Regions from separate parts of the Mus musculus genome. Here region 2 is linked to region 1. The links are chromatin contacts, found by POLR2A ChIA-PET in ENCODE. All regions are on one chromosome and are shown on one strand. The core of a region is the stretch at or near the end of the contact, and the rest is flanking DNA. Distances in the headings are between cores, read along the strand shown.

Evidence for each region. ChIA-PET counts read pairs that join two places held with the same protein, here RNA polymerase II (POLR2A).
Region 2: POLR2A ChIA-PET joins it to region 1 with 10 read pairs in embryonic stem cell. The contact joins the promoter of Zfx here to the promoter of AU015836 in region 1. POLR2A ChIA-PET finds 5 or more read pairs at or near these places in 2 of 5 experiments (Patski and embryonic stem cell).

What each region holds. Positions count from the first base shown.
Region 1 is chrX:93,967,357-93,970,493 of GRCm38, forward strand. AU015836 (expressed sequence AU015836) reads left to right here and starts at 1,300. Exons shown (of 3, transcript NR_028320.1): 1 at 1,300-2,574.
Region 2 is chrX:94,121,950-94,124,761 of GRCm38, forward strand. Zfx (zinc finger protein X-linked) reads right to left here and starts at 1,458. Exons shown (of 9, transcript NM_001044386.1): 1 at 1,119-1,458.

The DNA.
Region 1 (3,137 bases), core at 50-2,549:
GGACCACCTGTTTAATTTTAAAACAATAACCAAACAAAATAAGAAATGCAGGGTTATAATTCAGGCCTGTTACCCAAGGAGCTGATAGGGTTAGCAGCCCCATAGAAGGAACAACAATATGAACTAACCAATAACCCCCAGAGCTCCCAGGGAATAAACCACCAACCAAAGAAAACACATGGTGGGACTCGTGGCTCTATCTGCATATGTAGCAGAGGATGGCCTAGTCTGTCATCAGTGGGAGGAGAGGCCCTTGGTCCTGTGAAGGGCTCTATGCCCCAATATAAGGGAATGCCAGGACCAGGAAGCAGAAGTGGGTGGATTGTTGAGCAGGGGGAGAGCAGAAGGGATAGGGGATTTTCGGAGGGGAAACCAGGAAAGGGGATAACATTTGAAATGTAAATAAATAAAGAAAATGTCTAATAAAAAGTAAATAAATAAATAAAAATAATTCAGGCCTGTGTTTTGATAAAGCAGGGTTGCCATCTTTTATTGTTGTCTGTCCCTCAGGAGAAAAATCATTAAAAGGAAATATTAATTTTCCTTTGTACTGACATTAAATAATTCATATTTCCCTTAATTTACAACATACCAACAATCACCTTATTTCAGAGTTAGAAAATTGTTCAGATTATATTTATGGAAGAGAATCTTAAAAATCACAGAGTCTAAGAACCTACGCCAGCCTACTCAATAATAATAATGTTCAGGTGAGAACTTGGGAATGTTAACTTTAGCAAGCCATCAGATGATCCCTATGTTCAGCCAAGTTTGCAATTAGCTGATGCAGAGGTAAGGAAGGAAAAGTGGGTGAGACTTTTCCTCAAAAAAGTGGAGCTTTGTAACCAAATGCCTGATCCAGGGTACTTAGGAAGTAAAGAGAGCTTTGTTTTGGCTCATGGTTCTGGAGATTCAAGTCTACGAATAGAAGGCAGTATCAGACACATTATCATCCAGGATGCAAAGGGCCTGAGAGATTTTAGACTCTTTATTCCCCTCACAGGTATACCCTCAATTACCTAAGGATGTCCACTAATTTCTACAAGGGATGCTTAAAGCCCCACAGGGACTGCCCAGCAAGTAGCACCACCCTGGGGACCTAGCTTTTCCATGTAGACCTTTGAGGGGTACTCATCCAAAGAACAGGAGGTTAGGTTTTCCTTTGAAAAATACTGAAGGCCAGCAGCAAGCAGGCCTGAAGGGGCGGATCTGTGCCGGCCTTAGAACCGCCCCTCCAGGCCTGAGGAGGGGCGAGGGAGGTCACAGCCTGAAGGTGTATCAGCTACCGCCACGCCTTCCAGCATTTCGAGCTCAGAGCTGCAAGCTGTTAGTTGGGAGCACCAGCACTGCGAAGCAGTACCCGGAGCTACCATGGCCTACAGCCCGCAGGAAGAGAAAGATAAAGTTGTATTCGTGACCAAAGAAGACCACGAAAGTCCCAGCAATGCCGAGCTGGTGGTTGACGAGCCCAATGATCCCCATGCAGAGTATGGACTGATACTGCCAAGTGGCAGCATTAACTGGAATTGCCCGTGCCTTGGAGGAATGGCCAGCGGCCCCTGTGGAGAACACTTCAAGTCTGCCTTTTCCTGCTTCCACCACAGCACCGAAGAAGTCAAGGGGTCCGATTGTGCAAGTGAGTACCAGGCCTTGAAGGAGTGCATGCAGAAATACCCAGACATCTATCCTCAAGAAGAGAATGAGAGCGAGAGCGAGGACGACAACTCGGACATCTACCAGGAGGCCCTGCAGGATGAGGAGGAGGAGGAGGAGGAAGAGGACGATGATGTCGATGACTACTACTACGAGGGGCTTGAGAATGCCGAGGTAGAGGAGGAGGAGGAGGAGGAGGAAGATGAAGATGACTATTACTACGAAGTAGAGGAGTATGAGGAGGAGGAGGAGGAGGAGGAGGAGGATTACTATCACGAGAACAACTATTACAACAATAACGACTACTATGACGATGAAGACTACTACCAGTACGAAGACAACTATTATAAGGACGAAGATGATGAAATCTACTACGAGGCTGACTACCAGGAGGAGGGAGAGGATGAAGAGGACGAAGAGGATGAGGATGCTTTCTATGAGGCTAACTATTTCGGTGAGGAGGATGAAGAGGAGCCAGCGGAGCCAGCTGAGCCAGCGGAGCCAGCCAAACCCAAGGAGGAAGCAGACGCCGCTGAGGCCTCCTCTGGAGGCAAATTGCAGTACTTCAGCGCCTGAAGGCCACAAGCCCCAGCTGCTGCCCATTTACTTAGCCACAGAACTTTCTGCACTATGAACGCCTGCCTTTCGATCGCTTGCTCTCTCTCTCAATGAAAGTATCCTTTCCTCTCTTGTTTTATGCACTGTAATATAGAAAATAACTTACTTTGATGATCGAGGTCTTGGCGGCTTGCCTGACCCTGAAGAAAAGAGGGGTGTGTGTGTGCACCTACATTATACAGAAACTTACCCTCAACACTAGGCCACTGCTGAACTGTCCTCTCTGAGTGCCCTGGATTCTGCCACTTTGAAATTATGTGAAGTTTCTCAACAGTCAAGAGCCGTTACTCAGAAAAGTCTCTCGTAAGTAAGCCGATTTATGCTGACCCATTGTATCCCTTTTAGTAGGTTTTATGTCTCTTTGGGAAATTAAGTAGAGGCCAAAACGTCTTCCTTAAGATTGCTAGAGTGAGGCCGTTCCTACTGGAAGAGGCCAGAGATCAGATAGTGGCACTGGAATATATGGGTGGGGGCTGCTGTGCTGTGTTTTGTTTGCGTGTTTGCAGTGCATCCACGCTCTTGGGTGTCTGCAGTTGGAAGGTAGAATTCCGATCATTTGACTACCAGTCCCTTCCTAAGGGAAAGGAGAGGCTGGACTTTGGTTTGTTGATTTACTGTTTCAAAAGGCCTGGTTTGGGGGCTCTGGTTCACTCAGTACAGTCAGTTGTAGCATTCCGGAGAAATGGGAACCAAACTGTTGTCAGAGGAAGCAGCCAAAAGAGGCTGTGATCTGAATGAAGTACGCAGTTAAAAAGAAATGATTTATTAAAAAAAAAAAAGTAAAAGAATGAGCACTAAGATTGTGTATGTAAAAGAATGTATGAATGAGTGAATGGATGAATGGATGAATGAATGAATATGTAGGC
Region 2 (2,812 bases), core at 208-2,707, 150 kb after region 1:
CTTGTTTCCACAGAAAGGAACACAAAAACTTCCCTCCGATATGCTAGTCTTCCGCTTTCGTAGGATGCCTTTTTCCCCCTATTGGTCAAAAGAGTGGTGAGAACTTTCCCATCACTTTTCTTTCTTTATTCACAGAGTCGTGAAAGCAACGATTGGCGGAGAAGCACCGCACCAGGGTCACCCTAACGGCCACGTCTATCTACCTCTGAGAAAATAAAGTCCTAAGAAAATGTCTCCGGCTCCACTACTGCCACCGCGGCAGATCACCCTGAAGCGGCAGCAAAGCGCCGGGAAAAGGCTCGGAGCCCCGGGGCCATACAGATGAGGTGGCTCCAGCGCCAAGACGGCCGCGATGGCCGCCTGCGGCAGCTCAACTGAAACACAGCGGAAACAGCAGCCAGTCACGGGGCTGTGGGAGGCTGGGCAGGAAGGTGGCGCTGCCGCCAAGCGCCTGGGATCCAAGTGCTCATCATGGCGACGAGGGCAATGGCCGCCATGGGGAGCGAACACGCCCCTGCGCGCACACTCGACGCCGCGCCCGGGCTCCGGTCCCCGTAGCTAGCGCCGCCGCGGCCCGCTCTCACACCCCCCCTCACGGGCTGTAGCGGAATTTTCTCCTCAGACGCCGCCTTCAAAATGGCGGCTCCCCCTCCCGGCAACCCCCTCCGTCGTAGCCTGCAGCAGGCGCCGGCCGGCCGCCATCTTGTCCCCCGTCCCTCTTCCCCCCCCCCTCGCCGATATTTACATAGCGAAAATCGGCCGGGCCGGCCTGCGGCCTTCACCTCATGCCTGCAGCCTTAGCCTCCTCGCCAGGCCTCGCCCCCGCACGGTGCCCCGGGTCGGCCACGTCGCCCACCCGGGACCCCTCAGCCGCCTCCCCAACCGCCGGGCGGCACTGCCCCGGTCCCCGCCCGTTTCCAGAACGCGCCTCGACCGCCGTTCTGAGCGCCCGGGCGCCACCCCGGGCCTAACTGCGGCCTCCTCGGGGCCTGCTCGGCGTCGCGCGCCACGCCGCCCGGCCTAGCGCGGGAGGGCGCCTTGCGGGCCGCCGAGCAGGCCGAGAGCAGGCCGCCGCGCGCGCACCAGGCCCTACGGCCGCAGTGGCGCCCCGGACTCACCGGACGGTCGTGCGGCGGTCGGCGACGGTGGCGGGTGCTGCAGGCCGGCCTTTCTCTGGAGCACTGGGCCGGGCTCCGGCTGGTGGGGCGGGCGGAGGGAGGGAGGAGGGGCCGAGCTCGGAGCTGACAAAAAGCGGCCCAGCTCCCCGGCACGGGCCCGCCGTCAGCACGTCACGTCACCGCCGGGGAGAGAGACCCAGGAAAATGCGGAAGGGTAGCTGGGCCCCCTCCTCCGCCCGGTGGGTCCCGCTGACGCCCCGGGTTGGCGCCCTTCACGCCCCGCAACCGGGGAGCCCAGTGGCCTCGCTGCGGCGGGGTCTCCGGCGGCCCGAGTTTCCGTGACAGCGCCCCCCTTCTTTCCACCTCCGCGCTCCCGCCCGCCACCGCCGCCACACACGCGCCGCCGCCGCCGCCTCGGCTGTAAAATCCGCACGAGGCCGTGGCCCACCGACACCGTCGAGAGGCGGGAGGCCCGGGCCACCCCCCACCATGTTTGTGGGCCGCGGCCACCCCCCGGGGGCCTTCGGGGACACCTACCGCCTCTCCGCGAGGGTCCCGGCCTGAGGCGGTGGCTCGAGTTGTTTGCAGGCCCGCAGACCCCCCTCCCGCCGTAAATGTGTGTGTGTGCGGTGTGTGTGTGTTTTCATCCCCGGTGCCTGGGGATGAAGATAAATTTAGCAACCCTCGCCGTCCCCTGCCTTCCCTTTAAAAAAAAAAAAAAAAAAAAAAACAACTTTGAAACAAAATGAAAATGGCCTTGCCAATTTGAATGGTGCAGGCAGAGTGTTGGGGGGGTACCTAGAATAACAACCAAACCCGGTAATTTTTTTTTTAATAAATAAGCTTTCTGTCGGGAAGCCAAATTGGTCTCTTTTTATGGGGGGGGGGGTTAGGTACATTTTGAAGCCTTTAGCACACTGCAGAGAATAGAGATTTTTAGTGCTATAGAAACTACACGTGTGTTACACTGGAAGTCTATGGATCATAACTTTTATGTATGTAATAATGCTATAACACTCTACAATTATCGAGATTTTTTTAAATAAAATTCTTAAGTCTCTTAAACTTTAAGAAGATAAAGAAGTGAAAGTATCTGATTCAACAAAATATTTATAAACTTAAAAATAGGAGTTTTGTGTTTTTCTCAATCCAGATCACTATGTGGCATTTTTTTTTTGCCAGACAGGGTTTCTCTGAGTAGTCCTAGCTGTCCTGAAACTTAACTTTGTAGACAAGGCTGAACTCAAGAGATCTACCCGCCTCTGCCTCCCAAGCGCTAAGATTAAAGGCATGGGCCACTACCACCGAAAAACATTAAACTATATAGTTTGTACATTACTGTAGACTCTAACATGATAGAACTTTTTGTGGTGTACTGGGGGACATAAGACAGTGGATATTTCGGGATATAGCCAATTTCTTGCCTCGGCCTCCCAAGTGCTGGGATCACAGACGTGTGCTCAGACACCCAGCTTGACATATTGGTAGACAGTGTTGATAGCTGTTTTCCCATAGTTAAGACATCTTTAAAGAACAAAAAGGATAAAGCAAATTGCAAACTGGGGTGAGGTGTCTTTAAACATATTCTAAGAATGTAAATTGTTTCATCAGCTTACAATCATAAAATTGTTTTTAAAAGGGAGACAGGCATGATAACTCAAACCTGTAATGTCCACAATCCAAAAAGGATTTTG